2 separate regions of the Homo sapiens genome follow, and region 2 is linked to region 1. Evidence: chromatin contacts called from ENCODE Hi-C or POLR2A ChIA-PET data. All regions are on one chromosome and are shown on one strand. Each heading gives the region's core, a stretch centred on a gene start or an enhancer-like site at or near the end of the contact. The rest is flanking DNA. Distances are from core to core; before and after follow the strand shown. Region 1 overlaps LOC105375431 (a long non-coding RNA gene). Region 2 overlaps MUC12 (mucin 12, cell surface associated).

The links. Hi-C counts contacts between places; a loop is a spot of excess contacts on that map. ChIA-PET counts read pairs that join two places held with the same protein, here RNA polymerase II (POLR2A). Pooled maps may share reads with other maps.
Region 2: a loop to region 1 is called in a map of PC-3, with 7 times the contacts of the local background. The contact joins two enhancer-like sites. A Hi-C loop is called at or near these places in 4 of 168 maps with a recorded cell type or tissue (PC-3, naive thymus-derived CD4-positive, alpha-beta T cell, natural killer cell and 1 more), 6 of 37 single-sample maps with no recorded cell type and 28 of 50 pooled maps. POLR2A ChIA-PET finds 5 or more read pairs at or near these places in 5 of 52 experiments (AG04450, H1, K562 and 2 more).

Annotation. Positions count from the first base shown.
Region 1 is chr7:100,939,756-100,947,012 of GRCh38, reverse strand. It overlaps LOC105375431 (a long non-coding RNA gene), which reads left to right. Exons shown (of 3, transcript XR_007060457.1): 2 at 262-446; 3 at 4,677-4,954. Among named protein-coding and RNA genes, the nearest start is that of MUC3A, 6.2 kb to the left of the region's middle. RefSeq lists an enhancer at 2,863-3,412. Within about 2 kb of position 4,577, at least 6 of the 41 ENCODE cell types and tissues checked have a DNase peak (open chromatin) inside an H3K27ac peak, as active enhancers do; they include PC-3, where a contact is called at or near this core.
Region 2 is chr7:100,980,030-100,987,286 of GRCh38, reverse strand. The region is part of intron 1 of MUC12 (mucin 12, cell surface associated); the gene reads right to left. Among named protein-coding and RNA genes, the nearest start is that of MUC12, 14 kb to the right of the region's middle. Within about 2 kb of position 4,131, at least 4 of the 41 ENCODE cell types and tissues checked have a DNase peak (open chromatin) inside an H3K27ac peak, as active enhancers do; they include PC-3, where a contact is called at or near this core.

The DNA.
Region 1 (7,257 bases), core at 3,328-5,827:
ATCCAGGGGACACATTGTATAGCCCTGGCCTCAGTGTGTGTGGTCAAGTTGAGGAAGTGAGCAAAGAAATGAAAAGCTAAAGAGTCCAAATGAGGTGGAGCTCAGAGCCCGACAATGACACCACTGGGGGTAACTCAGGGGAGGGGCCAACAGGGAGCAGGGCTACTCTTGGGGTCTTCCACTTCAATTTCTTAATACATTTGATCAAGTTGCCCAGCATGAAGATACTCGTTTGCAAAAAGTTTTGTTGTTGTTTTTCAGAGCAGTCTCTGTGGAAACTGCTGAGCCACATGGTCAAGCACCACAGCCAGCCAAGACGCTGCAAACCAAGCTGGAGGTTTCGGGGGTTTCCAGTCTTTTTTTTTTTTTTTTTTAAGTATCAAACACCATAAAATTCCCATCACTGTTCTGGAGACACAGACGTAAATGGAAAATGGATTCCTGTTGTAAGTAAAGATCACCAGGCTCCTGGGGAGATGGATCCCAGATCTACCCCCATCCACCACCCCTTCTGTCCATCACCTCTCTAATACCCACACCCCCTTCTGCTCCAGCCACCAGACCCCCAACCTCAGCCTCTGCTCCACTCCAGGCCCTTGCCTGAGCCATTCCTACACCTGCAGTGCCCTCCTGCTCCTCCGCTTTCTCTCACCTGTGAAAATCCCACCTTTCCTTTACAGTTCTACACCTTCCTCACCTCCTCCAGGAAGTCATGTGCAATCAGGAAGTGACCTTTTCCAGTCCTGGAATTTTTTTTGTTTTTTGTTTTTTTTGAGGTGGAGTCTCACTCCGTCGTCCAGGCTGAAGTGCAATGGAGTGATCCCGGCTCACTGCAACCTCTGCCTATGGGTTCAGGAGAGTCTCCTGCCTCAACCTCCCAAGTAGCAGGGGTTACAGGCATATGTGCCACCATACCTGGCTAATTTTTTTGTGTATTTTTAGTAAAGATGGGGTTTCACCATATTGGCCAGGCTGGTCTCAAACTCCTGCCCTCCAGTAATCCTCCCACCTTGGCCTCCCAAAGTGCTGTGATTACAGGTGTGAGCCACCACATCTGGCCCACTCCTGAAATTAATGGTGCTCATTACTGAAATCTCTCCCATGATGCAAACTTACTATCTCCTAGCTGGGAGCACAGTCATTTGAACGCCTGCCCAGAAGGGAGAGGGAAAGGTGACATCTTTGCATTCTGAATGGGGACAAGTGGCCACTTTCCCTGCAGAGCCTGGGTAGGAGCCCCGCCCCACTCAGGGAGGTGATGGATGAGCTAAGACTGCAGGAATCCTCTGTCTGCGGTTTGAGAATGCCCCATGCCCACATTGGGGTCCAGCTTTCGTGGGGAAGCTGGAGAAGATGGAAGAGAAAAGAGTGTTCTATTGGGGTTGGGAGACATGGCTGTAATGTCAGATGCTGCTGACTGTAGGCTGCCCACACACAACTGAGACTGGGAGCTGGCTCCAGAAATTAATCAGATTCCAGCCAGAGCTCAAGACAGGCAAGAGGATTGCTGGGGAGAAGGAAGGAGCAGAGCTGTGGGAAGACTATGCTGACGATGGCAGTGTCGGCCCAATCATCAGTGACACTTGCCATCGGGTCCCTTCCTAGTGACACTGAAATGGAATGCACAGGAAGTCAGTGGGGGGCACTGGTCTCCCTCCAAGGTCACTTTTGTCACAGGTACCTGGGGGAAGACGTGAATCCAGAAACGTACAGGCCGGGACCAGCCCCCAAATATCAAGGATTAGGGAGGGACATGTTGAAACTAGGGCTATGGGCTGGACACAGTAGCTCACGCCTGTAATTCCAGTACTTTGGGAGGTCTAGCTGGACAGATCACCTGAGGTCAGGAGTGTGAGACCAGCCTGGCCAACATAGAGAAACCCCGTCTCTACTAAAAATACAAAAATTAGCTGAACAGGGTGACGCACCTGTGTAGTCCCAGTTACTAGGGAGGCTCTGGGACAAGAATCGCTTGAACCCAGGAGGTGGAGGCTGCAGTGAGCCAAGATCATGCCACTGCACTCCAGCCTGGGCAACAGAATGAGACTGTCTCAAAAAAAAAAAAAAGGAAACTAGGGCTGGGGAATAGGTCAGTCTTTCTCCCAGGAGGAGTGAGTGAGGCAGGAGGAGGTTGGGAAGGTTGGCCACTGTGTGATTATGTGAATTGCAGCTACAGTTGTCCCGATAATATCAGCTGATGGGAGTCCAGGGACCCACAAGAGTTGTCTCTGAAGTCATGGTGGCTAGGGTAGGGGGAATCAGCTTGCTTGATGGGTAGATGACAAGCTGATACTTGGCTTTAAGAGTAAAGTTCCTCGGCTGGGAGAAGTGGCTTACGCCTATAATCCCAGCACTTTGGGAGGCCGAGGTGGGTAGATCACCTGAGGTCAGGAGTTCGAGACCAGCCTGACCAACATGGTGAACCCTATCTCTACTAAAATATAAAAATTAGCCAGGCGTGGTGGCAGGCGCCTGTAATCTCAGCTACTCAGGAGGCTGAGGCAGGAGAATCACTTGAACCCAGGAGGTAGAGGTTGCATTGAGCCAAGATCATGCCACTGTGCTCCAACCTGTACAAGACGGAGCAAAACTCCATCTCAAAAAAAAAAAAAGCAAAAAAGGGTAAAGTCTCTCAAAGCCAGCGAGTTTGGTGTAGCAGTCAGAAAGTGTCAGGTTATGCTGCAGTAACAAACAGTCCTAAAGGCTATATGGCTTACAACAGCAAAGGTGTATTTCTTGCTCATGCCGCTTGCCCATTTCAATGTCTGTGCTCTCATCCATGCCATGTTCACTCTGGGACCTGGGCTGGCCAAACCACCCCCGTCTGGGACATTGCCAGTCTCATGGTGGTAGAGGGTGACAGATGGCAAAACCACCAGCTGGCTCTTGAAGCTTCTTTCCAGAGACGATGTGCGTCCCTTCCACCCAAATTTTATTGGCCAAAGCAAGTCACAAGGTCGCCCTGGATATAAAATACTATCAGAGAGAGGCACTGCCAGTCAGACATCAAGCGTGATATCAGCGAGACAGGGAGGTATGATCTACCCAAGGGAGAGAAAGCAAATATTTTCAACAATAACACAATCTACCACAGCTGGGATCCCAGCAGGGGTATGGTTTATGCAAATCAAGATCCCATCAAGCAGGATCAGACCCCTGGTGGGGCCTTGTGTGCCACACAAAGAGATCTCGCCACTGCACTCCAGCCCAGGTGGGCGACAGAGTGAGACTGTGTCTCAAAAAATAAAAATAAATAAAATTTAAAAACCACCTAAAAATTCCAAAGGAAAATTTAGGAGACTATATGTATAATTTGGGAGCTGAGGAGACTATTTTAATCAAAACAAGAAAGCTGAAAGCTGTAAAAATAAAATTACACATATCCTACTACATTAAAAAGTAACATTTTGTGGGGGAAAGTTATCAAAACAATACAAAGTAGTGGCAGAATTGTTTGCAATCTGAATGACAGACAAAGGGTTAATATATGTAATATACAAACAGCATTTACAAATGTATATTTTAAAAACACACTGTTCAACCTGATATTCATGGACATTGTATATTAAATGCCTCTTAAGATACTTTCAGGATCACAGTATAATTTTATTGGGTTTTGGAGTCCTATAGTATGTTTATGATACTGGAATCATAGGCAAAATGTTTTTCAATAAATTTTTTCAAACTTCTGTTTTCGGCCAAGCATGGTGGCTCACGTCTGTAATTCCAGCACTTTGGGAGGCCGAGATGGGTGGATCACTTGAAGTCAGGAGTTCAAGACCAGCCTGGTCAATATGGCGAAACCCCCGTCTCTACTAAAAATACAAGAATTAGCCAGGTATGGGGGGTGCACGCCTGTAATCCCAGCTACTTGGTAGGCTAAGGCAGGATAATCCCTTGAACCCTAGAGGCAGAAGCTGCAGTGAGCCCAGATCGTGCCACTGCACTCCAGCCTGGGCAACAGAGTGAGACTCCATCCCAAAAAAAGAAAAAATCTCATGTTTTCATGTGAAGTTTGTTCCATGTGAAGTTTATTTTTCTTCAATCAGTTTCTCTCTTTCCTTCTCTTTCTGTCCTTCCTTGCCTGTTTCATGCGAGCATCATTATTCCTAAGATAAAATCAAATGCTTAATTCACACTTGCACAAAATCTCCAGAAACCTAAGGTCACACAGGGACATTTCAGAAAGCAGCCAGTACTATTTTTCACGTTCTTTTTGGCAGTTTCATTTATGGCCGCTGCTTTAATGCAGTTTTGAAGAATTCATCACACCCTTTATGATTGAATGCAAACACCCAAGCTTGAGAAGAGAAGGAAGAGAGGGAGAGAGCAAGAGCCTGCCAGTTTCTGTTTGCAATATGCTATCGTTTCTGATTCTAAGGAGGAAAAATAACCTCATAAATTTAAATATGGAACATATCCTCTTAGAAAGAATGCTCACATTAAGAGTAATAAATGTCAACATTTATGGATTTATGGGGTTTTAAAAACAACTCAAAGCTTGTGCAAACATTTCTCATATGGTCATTGTTTTCCGAGGATTGCGTAAACGGAAGCCCAGGTCAGCTTGAGGATTTTTCTGGAGGTTCAGCGAAGTCATATCAAATCAGGGAAATGGGATCTTGCCTTTCTCTGATTAATTTAATTTCTTCTGTCTCCTCTTGTCTTCTTCCTAGAGTCTGGTGCATCTGAAAGTTCTGTGAACACTAGCCTGCCACATTCAGTGGATCTGGAGGCAACTATCGCCCTCCTATAAATACCAAGGGTGCCACTGGCCTGCTCCTTACACCAGACAGTAAACAGTCACCAAGAGCCTGATTGAAGCTTTGGGACAAAACAATGAAACCAAAAGATGGATTTGCTGAGTAGCGGAGACCGTAAACTGCTACTCTCAGTTTATTTATTTATTTATTTTTAATTTTTTTTTTTTTTTGAGATGGAGTCTCACTCTGCCGCCCAGGCTGGAGTGCAGTGGTGTAATCTCAGCTCACTGCAGCCTCCGCTTCCCAGGTTCCATCAATTCTCCTGCCTCAGCCTCCCGAGTAGCTGAGATTACAGGCCCATGCCACCACGACCTGCTAATTTTTGTATTTTAAACCATGTTGGCCTGGCTGGTCTTGAACTCCTGACCTCAGGTGACCCAACTGCCTCAGCCTCCCAAAGTGCTGGGATTACAGGAGTGAGCCACTGCACCCAGCCGTCTCTGTGTTTTAAAAAATAAAATAATAATAAATACATTATTTTTAGGCCAGGTGCAGTGACTCATGCCTGTAATCCCAGCACTTTAGGAGGCCAAGGTGAGTGGATCACTTGAAGTCAGGAGTTCAAGACCAGCCTGGCCAACATGGCGAAACGCGGTCTCTACTAAAAATACAAAAAAAAAATTAGCTAGGTGTAGTGGCTCACACCTGTAATCCCAGCTACTTGGGAGGCTGAGGCAGAAGAATTGCTTGAACCCAGGAGGCAGAGGTTGCAGTGAGCTGAGATTGTGCCATTGCACTTCAGCCTGGGAAACGGAGGAAGACTCTATCTCAAAAAATAAATAAATAAAATAAAAAATAAATATATTATTGTTAAAACTGGTTTTCCACCATTGGTGATCTTAAAGTGTGTGCTTAAAACTTTTATTTTAATGATATTATTCTTGAATTGCAAGCCCAGATATCTATAGCATGATTGGTCTTAGTGAATTTATTGAGGTGTACGTTTTATTTAAAAGTATGTGGTGGCTCACGCCTGTCATCCCAGCACTTTGGGAAGCTGAAGAGGGTGGATCACAAGGTCAGGAGATCAAGAACATCCTGGCTAACGTGGTGAAACCCCATCTCTACTAAAAATACAAAAAATTAGCCAGACGTGATGGCAGGCGCCTGTAGTCCCAGCTACTCAGGAGGCTGAGGCAGGAGAATGGCATGAGCCCGGGAGGCAGAGCTGGCAGTGAGCCGAGATTGCACCACTGCACTCTAGCCTGGGTGACAGAGCAAGACTCCATCTCAAAAAAAGAAAATGAATAAAAAGACAAGAAAATGTGGCACATATATACCATGGAATACTATGCAGCCATAAAAAAGGATGAGTTCATGTCCTTTGCAGGGACATGGATGAAGCTGGAAACCATCATTCTTAGCAAACTATCGCAAGGACAGAAAGCCAAACACTGCATGTTCCCACTCATAGGTGGGAATTGAACAATGAGAACACTTGGTCACAGGGCAGGAACATCGCACACTGGACTTTGTTGGGGGCTGGCGGGCTGGGGGAGGGATGGCATTAGGAGAAATACCTAATGTAAATGACGAGTTGATGGGTGCAGCAAACCAGCATGGCACATGTATACCTATGTAACAAACCTTCATGTTGTGCACATGTATCCTAGAATTTAAAGTATAATAAAAAAAATCATACCACGGTCTTTCCTATAGAAAGATCTAAGCTTGCTAATATGACTGAATTGCTTTACTATTGAATTCCAGCAAACACTTAAGGAAGAAATCATACCAACTGTACACAAACTCTTTCAGAAAATGGAACACTTCCCAACTTTGTTTATGAGCCCAGCATTATTCTGATACCAAACCAAGACAAATACATTACAAGAAAACTAGACCGATAGCCCTAATGAATATAGACACAAAAATCCTCAAGGAAATATTATGAAATAAAACATAGCAATACATAAAAATAATGCATCATGACCAAGTGGGGTTAATCCCAGGGATACAAAGCTGGTTAAACATTTGAAAATGAATCAATGTAATTTCTTATGTCAACAGTCTAAAGATGAGAAACCACATGATCATTTCCATAGATGCAGGAAAAGCATTTGACAAAATCTGACGTCCATTACTGATAAAAGCTCTCCGAAAACTAGTAAATAGAAGGAACTTCCTCAACCTATTAAAGGACAGCTACAAAAAAGAAAAAAAAAATCAGCAAAGTATCTTAGTCTGTTCAGGCTGCTGCAACAAAATACTGTAAACTGGGTAGTTTATAAACAACAGACATTTATTCTCATAGTTCTAGAGGCTGGGAAGTCCAAGATCAAGGCAGATTTTGTGTCTAGTGAGATCCTGCTTTCTGGCTTATAGACAGTTCCTTCTTTCTGTGTCTTCACATGGTAGAAGGGCAAGGGTCTTTCTAGGTCTCCTTTTTTTTTTTTTTTTTTTTTTTTTCCTGAGACAGAGTCTCACTGTGTCACCCAGGCAGGCTTGGGGCTCACTGCGACCTCTTCCTCCCAGGATCAATGATTCTCCTGCC
Region 2 (7,257 bases), core at 2,882-5,381, 41 kb before region 1:
AAGACCAGCCTGGCCAATATGGTGAAACCCCATCCCTACTAAAAATACAAAAATTAGCCAGGCATGGTAGCATGCGCCTGTAATCCCAGCTACTTGGGAGGCTGAGACAGGAGAGTCGCTTGAACCAGGGAGGCAGAGGTTGCGGTGAGCCGAGATTGCACCATTGCACTCCAGCCTGGGTGACAGAGCGAGACTCTGTCTCAAAAAAAAAAAAAAAAAAAAAAAACCATTATCTTGGCCCTGGACTGGAGGGGCTACTGTATTTTCTCTGTGCCACTTAGAACATGGGACAGTACGTGTAGGATTCCATTTTCCTATGTAAGACGGACATATAATCCCTGGCTTTCTTCATCCTGCCTATGAAATGAATCAGATTGTATATGCACAGAATCTGTGATGGAAGTGCCACCAGCCCAGGAGTTACTAGGAATTCTACAGGATGACATATAAGGGACTTCCTTGAGAGGACAGGGTGTGTGGCCTCTTGTCCCATCTGTCAATCTCCGAGATGCCAGGAGCTGCATTTTTCTCACTTGTCTCAGGAAGGCCAACCTTGGCCCCTGGCAGAGGAGACGGTTCAGTCCTCCAGAGCAGAGGCACCCTCTGCCATCCCAGATGGCCCCAGTTTTACCGAGTCATGAAAAAGACACACAGTCACAGGGAGAGGCTAGGAGCTGGACCAAGACGGAAGGCCGGGGTGCAGGGGTAGACAGAGCACTATCAAATCATTGATCAGTGCAGTTCAGGTGAAAGGCAATGATGCCTAAGATTTTTTGGAATTCTAACTTCATGAAAAAGATGGAAAAGATTGCTTGGTGTTTGGGGGAGATTTTGGGGTTTTGATGGCTTTTTTTTTCTTTTTTTTTTTTGAGACAGGGTCTCACTCTGTTACCTGGGCTGGGAATTACAGTTCAACATGAGATCTGGGAAGGGATAAATATTCAAACTATATCACCATCCTACTTCTAGGCTGGAGTAACTGCAGCCTCAAACTTCTAGGCTGGAGCGATCCTCCTGCCTCAGCCTCCCAAATCGTTGGGGCTACAGGGGTGTGCCACCATGCCCCACTAATTTTAAAATTTTGTTTTTTTTAGAGATGGGATCTTGCTATGTTGCCCAGGCCAGTCTCAAACTTCTGGCCTCAAGTGATTCTCACACCTCGGCCTCCCAAAGGGCTGGGATTACAGGCTTGAGGCACACACCGGCCACATGTTTGTTTTGAAGTCGGTGGACTTTTGTGGTTTTGCCCAATCCTCTCGTTTATGAGCTAAGTTTTGTCTAGTTCAACCTGATGGAAGTGGAGGGGCTGAGCTCCAGGGGCTGCCAAGGTGGAGGTGGGGCATCTCTGAGCCCTGAATACAAGGGTCAGAGAGGATGGCAGAGGATAGGCCGGCACCAAAGTGAGGGTGGCAGGGTTCAAAACAGGCTCACGCAGGCGTTCCTTCCCACAGGCTTCCTCCCTCACTTGAGTGAGGGACCCCTCTGGCCTCCTGGTCTCTGAGGTCACCTTCCCCAATCACCTCTCAAGAACCTCCTCTGTGTCTCGTCCAGAGGCCACCACAATCCTCAGCCACCCTGCCTTTCTGCACCCACAGGAAAACTCAGCCCTCCAGCTGAAACCGCCTTTGCAAAATTATGACTGAGACAGTGAAAGAGATCTCACATAACTGGCTCCACCTTGCTTCTAACCTCCAAGCTGTCCTTGTTCATTCTTGGGAGTAGGCTGAACTAACTTTGGAAGAAACAAAGATGGTAACAGCCCTTTCCCAAAGCAGACTTTCTTCTTGCCTGGGGACTAGATTGCCTTGGTAGGACTAACATTAGCCACAAGATTAGAAATGATGGTTTAGGAGCCATGCAGCTGGAGGCTATAAGATTTTTGACCCTCCCTAAACTGCTCCTAAAATCAGTGCTTGAGATATTTTGCAGACCCCGCACTTGATGGATCAGCTGGCACCACCCAGATGGACAAACTGGCTCAGCTGATCTTGTGGCCCCCACCCAGGAACTGACTCAGTGCAAGAAGACAGCTTCGACTCCCTGTGATTTCATCCCTTTGCAATCAGCACTCCTGACTCACTGGCTCCCCCAACCCACCAAGTTATCCTTTAAAACTCTGCTCCCCTTGGCCAGGTGCAGTGGCTCATGCTTGTAATCCCAGCACTTTGGAAGGCCCTCAATCACCTAAGGTCAGGAGTTTGAGACCAGCCTGGCCAACATGGTGAAACCCCATCTCTACTAAAAATACAAAAATTAGCCAGGCGTGGTGGCGGGTGCCTGTAATCCCAGCTACTCAGGAGGCTGAGGCAGGAGAATCTCTTGAACCCAAGAGGCAGAGGTTGCAGTGAGCCGAGATCGTGAGCCACTGCACTCCAGCCTGAGCAACAGAGTGAGACTCCATCCCAAAAAAATAAAAAGGAGATCCCACGGCCAGCAAGATCCAGACCAAACCAGTAAGGGGTAGCTCCTCAGTGCTAGGCATGTCCGTTAGAGAGAAAAAGTATCTTTAACATAACCCTGTATCATAATCAGCTCATTACAGCTCACCTACGTGGACTGCATATCATGCCTGGACTTAAGATTATGAGATGGAGGCGATGCGCAAGCACACAAAGGCCAAAGTAACTAAATGACACACCTATCAATCAAAAGGCAGATGCTGGCTAGAGATTAGACGGCCTTGGGAAGAGAAGTTAAAAAAAAACAAAAACACATAAAAAGATGAAAAGTGGTCGGGCATGGTGGCTCACAACTGTAATCCCAGCACTTTGGGAGGCCAAGGCAGGAGGATCACCTGAGGTCAGGAGTTCGAGGCCAGCCTGGCCAACGTGGTGAAACCTTGTTTCTACTAAAAATATAAAAATTAGCCGGGTATGGTGGTGGGCGCCTGTAATCCCAGCTCCTTGGGCGGCTGGGGCAGGAGAATCGCCTGAACCCAGGAGGCAGAGGTTGCAGTGATCCAAGATCATGCCACTGTACTCTAGCCTGGGTGACACAGCGAGACTCTGTCAAAAAAAAAAAAAAAAAGATGCAAAGTACACCAAACTGATGCTGATCTCACCTCACAGAGATCAGTCCGCTCTCCCCTCTTTGAGAGTGTAATACTATACGTAACAAACTTTTGCTGCTTGCTTTGCTATTTGTATGTGTCATATCCAATTCTTTGTTTGGGACACCAAGAGCATGGTGCCATCTGGTAACACTGAGATCAAAGGTAGATGTACCCCCCGCCCCTCATGGGGGCTCCTAGACCCTCAGTACAACGAGGAGACAGCAGAGGCCCACATGAAGGCAGGGCAGGGCTCAATGCAGCAGGGTGGACTTTCCTGCCTGTCATCAAGGGAGGCTTCCAGGAGGAGGTGATACTTGATTTGTCATTTTTTCCTTCTTCTTTTAAAAATGGGAGTCTCTTGGGTTTACTCATAAATTTTACTGGAATTTTTACGTTATAAAAGTAGAATGTGTCTATTGTCACAAGTCAAACAATGAAAAAGCATATAAAGGACGTTTATGGTTATCTCCATAACGACTCATGAGGTATGAACAGGGGTGGGGAGAGCTGGCATTTATTGGGTACAGAGCAGATTCCTGTACTCGCCCTATCACAGGACACATTAACTGGAACTCAGTGATTCTGTAACTGCCTAGGAATGTCTTTGCCCTTGTAGGCTGTGAACTCCGTGAGGGTAGAGAACATTTCTGCCCTGTTCAGTTGGCCCTGTAGAGGCTTAATTAGACTTTCTCAGTGAATGAGTCAGTGCATGCTGGGAAGTCTAAAGCCTGCTTTTTCTTAGTTACCAAATATAAACATCACAACATCACAACAAGTCTGCAAGGTGGACATGGCTATTTCTTTTTTTTTTTTTTTTAACGGAGTCTCGCTCTGTTGCCCAGGCTGGAGTGCACTGGCAGGATCTCGGCTCACTGCAACCTCCATCTCCCGGACTCAAGCAATTCTCCTGCCTCAGCCTCCCAAGTTGCTGGGATTACAGGTGCCCACCACTGTACCCGGCTACTTTTTGTATTTTTATTAGAGACGTGGTTTTGCCATGTTGGACAGGCTGGTCTTGAACTCCTGACCTCACATGATCCACCCGCCTTGGCCTCCTAAAGTGCTGGGATTACAGGTGTGAGCCACAGCACCCAGCCGCTATTTCTATTTTACATAGGAATCAAGGTTCTAAGGATAAATAATTTCCAAGGTCACTCAGATTATAACATAGAATTCAAGCACATTCTAAAGATGGCTTTTGACCAGGTGTGGTGGCTCATACCTGTAATCCCAGCATTTTGGGAGGCCAAGGTGGGAAGATTAGTTGAGGCCAGGAGTTCAAGACCAACCTGGGCAACATATCAAGATCCTGTCTTTACAAAAAAATTTTAAATATTAGCCCAGTGTGGTACATGCACCTGTAGTCAGTTCCAGGTACTCAGGAGGTTGAGGCAGGACAATTGCTTGAGCCCAGGAGCTCAAGGCTGCAGTGAGCTATGATTGCACCACTGCACTCCAGCTTGGGTAACAGAGAAAGACCCTATCTCAAAGAAAACAAAACAAAAAGGCCAGATGTGGCAGCTCATGCCTGTAATCCCAGCACTTTGGGAGGCCAAGGGGGGAGGACTACTTGAACCCAGGAGTTTGAGATCAGTCTGGGCAATATAATGAGACCCCATCTCAACAAAAAATTAGTCAGGCGTGGTGCTGTGTCCCTGTAGTCTCAGCTACTTGGGAGGCTGAGGTGGGAGGATCACTGGAGCCCAGGAATTCAGGGCTGTACTGAGCTATGATTAGGCCGCTGCACTCCAGCCTGGGCAACAGAGCAAGACCCTGTTTCTAAAAAAAAAAAAAGAAAAGAAAAGAAAAATGACTTTTACTTTTAGCCCCAATAAAGGGCTAGAGGAATAAAGAGGAGAAAGGGAAGGTTTTCAGGGCAGAAGAACACCATGTGTGGGGTCCCAGAGGTGAGTAAAAGTGCTCACTGTCTGTTTGGGGTGAGGGAAGACAGTAAGGCAGAGGGAAGCTAGGAAAATGGGTGTGAACCAGCCTAGAAATGGGGTTTGGACTTGACTAAGTTCAGTAAAAAGCCATGATCCCAACTGTGCCTTAGAAGCTGTGCCCTGGAGGCTGGGCACGGTGGCTCACGCCTGTAATCCCAGCATTTTGGGAGACCAAGGCAGGCAGATCACCTGAGGTCAGGAGTTCGAGACCAGCCTGGCCAACACGGTGAAACCTCATCTCTACTAAAAATATAAAAATTGGCCGGGCATGGTGGCGGGCACCTGTAGTCCCAGCTACTCCGGAGGCTGAGGCAGGAGAATCGCTTGAACCCGGGAGGCATAGGTTGCAGTGAGCTGAGATCGCACCACTGCACTCCAGTCTGGACAATAAAGTGAGACTCCGTCTCAAAAAAAAAAAAAAAAAAGCAGCAGCAGCTGTGCCCTGGAAGCCACAAGGAGAAGGGGCAATGGAGGGACAGAGGCTGGTGAGGCCAAGGCAGTGACATGGTGGGCCACTGAGGGACCCAAAGAAGGCAGGGACACTGTGGAATGCGGGGGACCATTCCGAACATACCTGCTCTCTTTTGCCTTTGTTCCTGGATTCATACCATTTTCTCTCCGATTTGTTACCATTCAGTTTGTCCTTAACCACTCACATCTCCACAACAGTTGCCCTCGCAGGTCACACCAAGCTTGAGCTCTAAGTGACCGAATCCCCATCCATCTTATCCAGCTGCCCTTCCTCTTTCTGAAATCTCACATTCAGTTCCTAGGACACCCTCACCTCCTGACGCTCCTTCTCTCTGGCTCCTGCAGCCCTTGCCTGCTCACTAAGTGGGAGCCCCAGGCTAAAGCCCTCGGCTCTGCCATCCCCGTCGTCCCCTGGGCTAGCAAACTCCACCAAGCCCAGGTTCTTCACTCGCTGCAGGAGGGACAAGGGAACCATGCTCTGGGTGAAGAGATTCAGACCCCTCCCAACCTGGGATTCTGGTGGCAACGGTGTCCCCAAAGGATGTCACAGAGCAAGTGCGGCGGTCCTTCTCCAGTTCAACCTCCAGGGTCAGGGTGCTCCACAAGGAAGCTAGGCAAAGGAAAACTGAGCTTCTTCTCCAAAGAAACTCAAATAGCCAACAAGCCCAAGAGAAGGAAAAAGCATATAAATTTCACCAGGAAGCAAAGAAATCCAAAACACAGCAAAATATGATTTCTTCTTTGTCAGTCAAAGATAGACGTCCATCATGATAGATGACTATAGTAGCTAGTGTTGGTTGGGGCCTTTTCATGTGATGTTGACTTGGCATCATAGTTCTAAAGGATAATTTGAAAATATGCATCAGGGACCATTGGAAGAGTCATACCATTTTTTTTTTCAGGAGTTGGGGGTCTCACTCTGTAACCCAGGCTGGAGTGCAGTGGCACAACCTTAGCTCACTGCAGCCTCAAACTCCTGGGCTCAAGTGATCCTCCCACCTCAGCCTCCAGAGTACCTGAGACCACAGGCCCCACCATACTCAGCTAATTTTTTACGTTTTGTAGAGATGGGGTCTCACTATCTTGCCCAGGCTAGTCTCAACTCCCAACCTCCAGTGATTGTCCCACCTCAGCCTCCCAAGGCACTGGAATTACAGGCATGAGCCACCACACCCAGCTGCTGATATCATTTTAACGATGACATTCCTAGTTATTCATCCTAAATTAATCTGATGCAGATATAAAATAAAATTTATACAAGAATGTTTATTGCCTCGTTACTTATTATAGTAAAAAACAGAGGTACACATGTCCAAGAATAGACAAATAGGGGACTGGTTATATGACTGTGGTGTTCCATAGAACAGAATAGTAATCAGCCATTAAAATATAAACCATCCATAGAATAAATCTAAATACATAGAAATAAAATGTTAACAATGTTTATCTGAATGTTAAGGTTAAGGGGGTATTTCTTCAGGCTGGGCATGGTGGCTCACGCCTGTAATCCCAGGACTTTGGGAGGCCAAGGCGGGCGGGATCACGAGGTCAAGAGATCAAGACCATCCTGGCCAACATGGTGAAACTCCATCTCTACTAAAAATACAAAAATTTAGCTGAGTGTGGTGGCACACCTATAGACCCAGCTACTCGGGAGGCTGAGGCAGGGGAATCACTTGAACTTGGGAGGTGGAGGTTGCAGTGAGCCGAGATGGCACCACTGCACTCCAGCCTGGGCAACAGAGCGAGACTCATCTAAAAAACAAAACAACAACAACGAAAAAAAAAAAA